Linked DNA regions of Homo sapiens: all the other regions are linked to region 3. Evidence: chromatin loops called from intact Hi-C (ENCODE). Cell type or tissue: gastrocnemius medialis. All regions are shown on one strand. Region 1 has its middle 28 kb from the start of NTSR2. Region 2 holds the start of LOC100506405 (a long non-coding RNA gene). Region 3 overlaps GREB1 (growth regulating estrogen receptor binding 1).

Region 1 (2,500 bases), 100 kb after region 3:
GTCCCCCACCTGTGGCCCAGGGAAGGCTCTTTGTTCCTCAGCCCCAAGCTGTATCTGGTGAGAACAGATGCGTAGTCCCGGAGCTCAAGTTCTGGGAAGGGCAGTGCCCTTTTCTGTGGGGCCCTGGGCTTGTTCTGCATTGTTTCTAAGAGGAGCTGCCACTCAAATAGGCAGCCCTGCAATCGGAGGGCTGCGTGCTCCCCCTGATCAGCCCCCAGCTGCTTCTGGATACAACCGCACTACCCAGATGCTTCCTGGCCTCGCCCAGCTCTTGTGCTCCTGGCAGCCCTGAGCTCTGTCTTTGCTCCAGGCTGGAACAGCAAGCAAGCAGCTCCTGGTGGCCTGTGGCCAGTGCAGGAGGAACAGGAAGCAGCCCCCGTGGGCCACTGTGGGGCTGCACCAGGAGCTGTGCTCGGCTCCTGCTTCTCCCTGGTTTGGCCTAGAAGCTGGAAGTCTGCCCGAATCTGTGCGTCGTGTCTTGGGAATTCATCCCTTCCTCCCTAGCACTTGGGTGCCCAGTGCTTGCTGAACCGTGGTGACCTGCTGACTCCTTCCCTTGCCTGCCACTGGTAGTGACCTGGCCTGGGGACAGGGAAAGGACGCCCATTCATTGGCAGGGTGAGTGGAGAAGTGCTTGGTGGGCTGGTTTTGCAGCCACTGAAAACCTGAATCACACTGAGTCATCCTGTTGGCCTTGCTGGTGTGTGAGTGCTGGCAGAGTCTGGGTACCAAATGCCCCGGGCCTTGTGTCCTTCCCCATTTACAACCCCCTCCTCCCCATCTCACCAGGCCAGGGAACAAGCCCTACCGCACATTACATGGAAGCGAGTGTGCTCAGAAATGCAGGTTCTCCCGAGGGGCAGCCCTCAGTCACAAGCCAGACTAGTCACGCACCCCCGGCTGTGGGTGGCTTCCTGACCCAGAAGTGCCCAGTTTTGCCTACAGTCCTGGTGGAGCCGGTGGTGGTCAGAGAGTTTCACTGTCTCCAGCGCTGTGTTGTCGTTTCTGTCAAGCGATGGGCCCATTTCTGTCTAGAGCCCCTCTCTCAGGTCCTGATCCTGCTGGGATGTTGGTGTCTGTGACCCAGAATAGCTCAGTCAGGGGTGTGCGGGGCGGCTCCGGTGGCCATCCTCACTTGACGTCATGGCAAGCCCTGACTCAGGCTGTCTGTTCTCCCCTGGCCGGGCCCAGATGAGCCGCACGTGGCCCTCATTCCTGACAGCTTTGCTGCAGGTTGCAGCTGTCTCAGGAGACCAGATGCTTTGGGAGAAGGCACTGGATGTACTTGAAGTCAAGGGGCTGTGTCCGAGTTCTGTATTTAAAAATCCTCTTTAGAGTCAAGGCTTCTGTGACTGGCTGCCACGTCCTACGCCTCTTCCGGGAAACGTAGGAACAGCACACAGTAGCAGGGACAACACCACGTGGCTCCAACAGTTTCAGAAACAGCTGTTTCTTCATGTTCCTGGTGCTATTTCTGCAGAAGAACCCACTCACGTGTGAGCTGGTGGATCAGGCCCAGGTTGTTAAAAGCTGGTCTTCTAGATTGCCCGACACCATGCCTCTGAACACGGAGTGAATTCCTTTCTTCCGCGTTATGAAATACACAGTGTTTTTATCAGGACTCCCGCTGCTGGGCACTTCTATTTAAACAGAATAAGCTTTGTTGATTAGGGTCCTTCTCATGTGGAATCTCTGGTATTTTGGACGAGGTCAGGGCTTTGCACATTTTGTGAGCAGAAGGTGGGTCAGGGAACTTAGGAGTCTAAATGATGCCTATCAGCTGTCTCTCTGGTGTGTCAGCCTGAGCCAGTGGTTGGCCTTGGGCCCACTGCCTGAGCTCACACCCTGCCTGTAGAACTTGTGCCTCCTTCAAATCAGCGTCCCCTTTGGGGAAAATATATGGAGGCCATGAATCAAGCTTGGCCAACCAATGGTCCGCTGGCCGTATGCAGCCAGGGATAGCTTTGAATGTGGCCCAACACAACTTTGTAAACGTTCTTAAAATATTATGAGATTTTTTGCAAAGAAACTCAGTTTCTTCAATTAAAAAAAATGCAATTTTATTTTGTTTGTTTAGCTCATCAGCTATTGTTAGTGCATTTTATGTATGGCCCAAGACAATTCTTCTTCCAATGTAGCCCAGGGAAACCAAAAGATGGGACACTCCTGCTATAAATCAGTAACGGGTCCTCAGGAACTATTGAACCCCCATTTACATGCAAAATGTTTGTACTTGTTAAAATAAATCCACATAAGGACCTTTCTAGGGAACACTTTCTTGCTGAGGATAAGTCCTTACATGTAGTTGAAAACAGTGAGATATGTCATAAGTTGATGTCAGGGTCGACCCACAGCTTAGACTTGACCGGCGCCCTGATGTCAGCGGGTATGGGTATGGAGTCCCTGGGGGGGGCGTGCGGAAGAAAGAGCAGAACAGGGAGGAAACAGACACCAGAACGCTCACCTTTTACGGTGCTAGTGTGAGTCATGGGAGCACCTT
Region 2 (2,500 bases), 84 kb after region 3:
TAATACCTAACTATATACTACTCACAGGTGCTTGATAAATGGTAGCTATTATTAATACCAGCACTACACCTGAAAGCAGATGGCCTGTGGTGACAGGCTGGACTGCAAATACAATGGTGCCAAGACACTGAATCCCTCTACACTGGCCCAGTGGACTCAGAGAGCACTGTAGGGGAAAATGCATGGAGCCAGGTCCTGCATTTGTCTCTGTATGAAGAACTCTGAGTTCAGTCTTCCTTTAGTCACTTAGCTTGGCATTCAAGGCCCCTCAAAGGCTGGCCCCACCTCTCCGCCTGATATGGTTTGGATGTGTGTCCCCCACCCAAAGCTCCTGTTGAATTATAATCCCCAGTGTTGGAGGAAAGGTTTGGTGGGAGGTGATTGGATCATGGTGGCCGACTTTCCCTTTGCTGTTCTCATGAGAGATCTGGTTGGTTAAAAGTATGTAGCACCTCCTTCTATTGTCTTCCTCTTCCTCCTGCTCCGGCCATATAGGACGTGCTGGCTTCCCCTTCGCCTTCTGCCGTCATTGTAAGTTTCCCGAGGTCTCCCCAGCTATGCTTCCTGTACAGCCTGTGGAACTGTGAGCCATTTAAACCTCTTTTCTTTATAAATTACCCAGGTTCGGGTATTTCTTTATAGCAGTGCGAGAACAGGCTAGTACACCCCCGTCGGCTCTGTTCTTTCCTTCTACCACGTCCCCGTGCTGCCCCTGGGACGTGCTGAGCCAGGCGTGTTAGTTGGGTCTCCAGGGAGGTGACCATTCAGGACCCTGGACCCATTTTGTCACCTCCAGTCCATGTAGGCTTGGGGGTTGGACTTGGGGCCCCATCTACTCAGAGCTTTTGTTTGCCACCTGGGTTCATTTGGCTTCACCAACCAGAGGCCTGAACAGAGGCTGGGCGACGTCCTCTCCTCTGGGGCCCCTTTCTACAGGGACCTTTGGAGCGCACGCCCCTGACGGTGGCCGGGTGTGGAGACAAACCCAGGGAAAGGGTCCACTTCTCCCATACCGCGAACCCCCTGAAATGCCTGTGTGGGCTGCCCCCTGGTCCTGGGAGGGCTCTCGGGAGGCTGCTACCTCTGGCCGGCCTGAAGGCACTGGCGCCTGGGGTGTTCGTTGTGGGTGAGATGGAAACAGAGAAGAAAGCTGCAGGCCTCCGTGGGGAGCGGGGCTTTGGGCCTCTCTCTCCTCTCAGCGTCCTGGGCTTGCCCCACTCCTCCTGCAGGTGAGCCGTGGGGAGGCCTTGAGCGCCCCCTGGAGGTGACACTCTGCCACTACACATAGGAAACCACCTGGAAACCCAACCACAGTGTCTGATGTGACTTTTCTTAGTGACAGGAAATTAGGATGAGCACGAGCAAAGTCGGTGGTCACAAGGGAGCAGCCAGGCCAGTCCTGCTTAAACTCCTGCTGTTACATGTTTGCGATTGAACTCGTAGCAAGCTGCCGATGGAACACAACCTGCCTCCGGCACAGACGCCGATCTTCAATCCCTTCTCCCCAGCACCGGTGACAGCCCTAGTCATCCTTCAAGGCCCAGTTCAAATGCCTCCATCTCCATACCATTTCAGTTCGTGGTTGGGGATAGGAGCTCCCGTCGCGATCGTCATCTTTCTGCTGCAGACAGATTTTGTTTCCCTCTGTAAAGTTGGAGTGCAGGGGACAAGGCTCTGAACATAGCATTTAAGTGACAGAGATGGTTGTGGTCATGTCCCAGTATGTATTTATCTATCTCCTGCTCCAGTAAATGTCACACTCCCCGGGGCAGCGAGGGTGTCACCATCTCGGTGTCCCCACAGCACCTAGCACAGTCTCCCAGACGATCCAGGGCAGACCCTTCGCATGGGAACGCAAGTCCCTGTTTGTCCGGGTCACTCAGGTTTACGCCTATTGTCCTGTAATTATTTATGCACCCTCTTTTGCTGTCATAGGTGTTGGGTTGGAACAGTCACCCTATTTAGCACACACCTATTAAGCCAAAGCACCTTAGTGTGTAGGCTTCCCTCACCCAAACCTGTTCCCAAAGGTCCTTTCTCACCGGCTACTTTGGGGGCCCCAGTAATCTTCCCGACCCCTCTGGTCAGGGCCAGAGTGGGGAGCAAGTGTCTAAAGCAAGGCCTTCAACAAGGTCCCTTCCCTGAGAGACTCAGTTTGTGACGCTTGTGATTGTGAAGCTCAAATGGATTATGTGACTCCACATAACTCTGCAAACTGTGGTGCGCCCTATTATTGCCGTTTAACTTGTCAGTGTCGGTTCTGCACCCCTGCAGGCTCTGTAGGGGCTGGAGAAGAACACTTGATTTGGAATTTCGGTAATAGCCAGTGAGCTAAGAACCACATAAAATAATGCAGATCATATGAAATGCGTCATGTGTCATTTTGTCTTCTGATATTTAAACATGCTCAAGTGTATGGTAGAGAGCGTGAGAGAATGGGCTGAGCTGGGCTGGGTATACTTGAAATGATGACTCCAGACATGGGAGATGGGAGCGGCTG
Region 3 (2,500 bases):
GTGGGCGATGAGAGGGCACTGGCGAGGGCCTCGGTCTGGCCTGGGAGGCAGCATCCAAGGACTCAGATTGGAGGTAGCAATGTCAGAGGCACATCCACAAGACAGGACATCTTTTAGTGTCACAGTAGACCTGATACCTAATTTAAAATTCAGTCTTTAATTATGACAATCTCATTTAATCTTGAATTGCACATCCATCACTGTCTCTGAGGTGATAGATTTTTCTATGCCAATTTCCTGCCTCTGAGTCTGTTGCTGATGTTTTTTATTCATACAGAGTTCCTAAATGACTGTCGTGTTAGTTTTCTTTTCTGGAGAGTTTGCAGTCCTCTTCCAGAGTCCAGTCTCAGCATCACCTCCCCTGGGATAGGCTCCTTGTCCCCTCTAAGCAGAAGAGACCACTGCCTCCACTGTGCTCCCCAAGTGCTTGGTTCTTATTTTTATTATTAAGTGAAAGATGGTGCATAAAATGATTGCTACCCCCACACCCGCCACTGCTTAGCTGAGAGCAGGGACTTGATAAACGTGAGTTATTCCCCTTTCCCTCATCGCTTTGTGAATGGGGCCGTCTCCCCTGGACAGGTCTCACTGATTCTCTGGCCAAGGGCCTGGCAGTAGCCGTGTGCCCTGGAGCTCACCTGGCATCCTGGGGCTCTGGTTCCAGGTTACAATCTGGAGCCACACAGCATCCGGCCCTTCCAGCTGGCAGTAGCGCAGAAGCTCCTCTCCCATGTGTGTTCCATTGCGGATTCCAGCACCCAAAATCTGGACCTGGGATCCTTTGAGAAGGTGGACTTTCTCATTTGCATTCCCCCCTCAGAAGTGACCTACCAGCAGACTCTGCTCCATGTGTGGCATTCAGGTATGGGGCATTTTGGGGAGAAGTCACGTGTGGAGAAGCTTTGATCTGCCGAAATCCATGTGTGGGTGTTGACACTGTTCTTTGCTATAGAGTGAATAGGGCAAGTATTGCTGCTCTTGTTTTATAGATTGTGAAACTGATGTTCAGAGACAGTGACTTGCCCAAGATTTTAGGATCTGTTGAAGGTAGAGCCAAAACTTGAACTTTCACCATGTCCCACTCAGGCTAGTGACCTAACCACATGTTGCTATCTAGCGTCACTGATATCCTTGTACTTTCAAGGATATCATATTTAACCACAGAGTACACAGATGTCCGGTGTCTTCACTGAAAGGACTCACTCTTTAGTGGTGTCATGTATCGCCCTGTGGCATTCAGACTGAGAGAGGGATTTTGCTGCTGGCAGGACCTTTCGGTTCCCTCTGTCTTACCATGCTTGGGATCAGCTGCTTCATGAAGCTGGTGCCCCTCGGGAGGGCTGCTGTACACACAGCCAAGGCTTGCCTGCGCCCCAGCTCCTGTGCAGGACAGTTATGCAGCTGTAACCTGTGTGGGAGTTTTTTCCCTTCCTTTCCCTGCTCTTGCATCTCTGAGTCTAGCTCAGGACCTGCTGTGTAGGAGTCGCTCCTCAGGTGTCTGTTGAGTGAATGAAACCCAGTGCGCATGTTTGCAGTTACTGATGTATGTTCTTTGTGTTGCAGGGGTTTTGCTGGAGCTTGGTCTGAAGAAAGAGCACATGACGAAGCAGAGGGTGGAACAGTATGTTCTGAAGCTAGACACGGAGGCACAGACAAAATTTAAGGCTTTTCTGCAAAACTCCTTCCAGAACCCGCATACACTTTTTGTCCTAATCCATGACCATGCGCACTGGGATCTTGTGAGGTTAGATTGACTTGATATATGACAAGTTGACATTTTCCTTCTTTGAAGTGATGTATGTGGATGTTCCCGGGGGCTGAGGGTACAAATCCTGAAAAGATGGATGATGTTTGGGCTTGGTGTTTCTAAGCAGATGCCATGGAGGTTTCCCACAATCTTGAGCTGGAAGTTATCTCAGGGATTATCCAGTGTGACCTCTGAAATTTACCATGGTGGAATTTAAGGGCTGGAGAAGGGAAGCGTGTCTCCCAGAGTCACAGGGTGGGGTGGAGTGGGAGGGTGTTAGTGGCAGAGCTGAGACCCCGAATCACAGCCTGATGCCTGATGTGTTTCTTTCATAGTCCACTCAGCAACAAGGAGCCATGCTGGTGTGGGGTGCGGAGGGTCCTAGCAGGAGTAGCTCAGCTTAGCCCTTCCCTGAAAGAGGCTCCGTGGGGGCTCTGGTACCGTGGGTCACCACTGATGCCTGCCCTTCTTTTTTTTTTTTTTTTCCTTTTTTTGAGACGGAGTCTCACTCTGTCGCCCAGGCTGGAGTGCAGTGGTGCGATCTCGGCTCACTGCAGGCTCAGCCTCCTGGGTTCATGCCATTCTCCCACTTCACCCTCCTGAATAGCTGGGACTACAGGCACCTGTCTCCACGCCCAGCTAATTTCGTTTTTGTATTTTTTTTTTTTTTTTTTGAGACAGAGTCTCTCTCTGTCGCCCAGGCTTGGAGTGCAGTGGCACGATCTCCGCTCACTGCAAACTCTGCCTCCCGGG

The links. Hi-C counts contacts between places; a loop is a spot of excess contacts. Peaks named below come from ENCODE experiments on the same cell type or tissue, not always from the same donor. Only the 100,000 strongest peaks of a DNase experiment are listed, where the experiment ranks them.
Region 1: it touches region 3 in a loop (15-fold over the local background); 15 of 110 quality-filtered maps call a loop at or near these places.
Region 2: it touches region 3 in a loop (9-fold over the local background); 15 of 110 quality-filtered maps call a loop at or near these places.

The regions. Positions count from the first base shown.
Region 1 is chr2:11,697,034-11,699,533 of GRCh38, forward strand. It overlaps a transcript of LPIN1 not described here. Among named protein-coding and RNA genes, the nearest start is that of NTSR2, 28 kb to the left of the region's middle. RefSeq lists an enhancer at 1-409. In gastrocnemius medialis, a CTCF peak has its summit at 1,356; DNase peaks (open chromatin) are centred at 558, 1,228, 1,808 and 2,441; H3K4me3 peaks cover 968 bases; H3K27ac peaks cover 2,500 bases.
Region 2 is chr2:11,680,962-11,683,461 of GRCh38, forward strand. LOC100506405 (a long non-coding RNA gene) reads left to right here and starts at 464. Exons shown (of 2, transcript NR_187639.1): 1 at 464-531; 2 at 1,230-2,362. It also overlaps a transcript of LPIN1 not described here. RefSeq lists an enhancer at 944-1,584. In gastrocnemius medialis, a CTCF peak has its summit at 1,261 (motif pointing left); DNase peaks (open chromatin) are centred at 220, 830, 1,260 and 1,825; H3K27ac peaks cover 2,500 bases.
Region 3 is chr2:11,597,117-11,599,616 of GRCh38, forward strand. GREB1 (growth regulating estrogen receptor binding 1) reads left to right here. Exons shown (of 33, transcript NM_014668.4): 14 at 665-862; 15 at 1,564-1,744. Among named protein-coding and RNA genes, the nearest start is that of MIR4429, 58 kb to the left of the region's middle. RefSeq lists a silencer at 1,494-1,698. In gastrocnemius medialis, no CTCF peak of the experiment used is centred here; DNase peaks (open chromatin) are centred at 665 and 1,265; H3K4me3 peaks cover 394 bases; H3K27ac peaks cover 2,122 bases.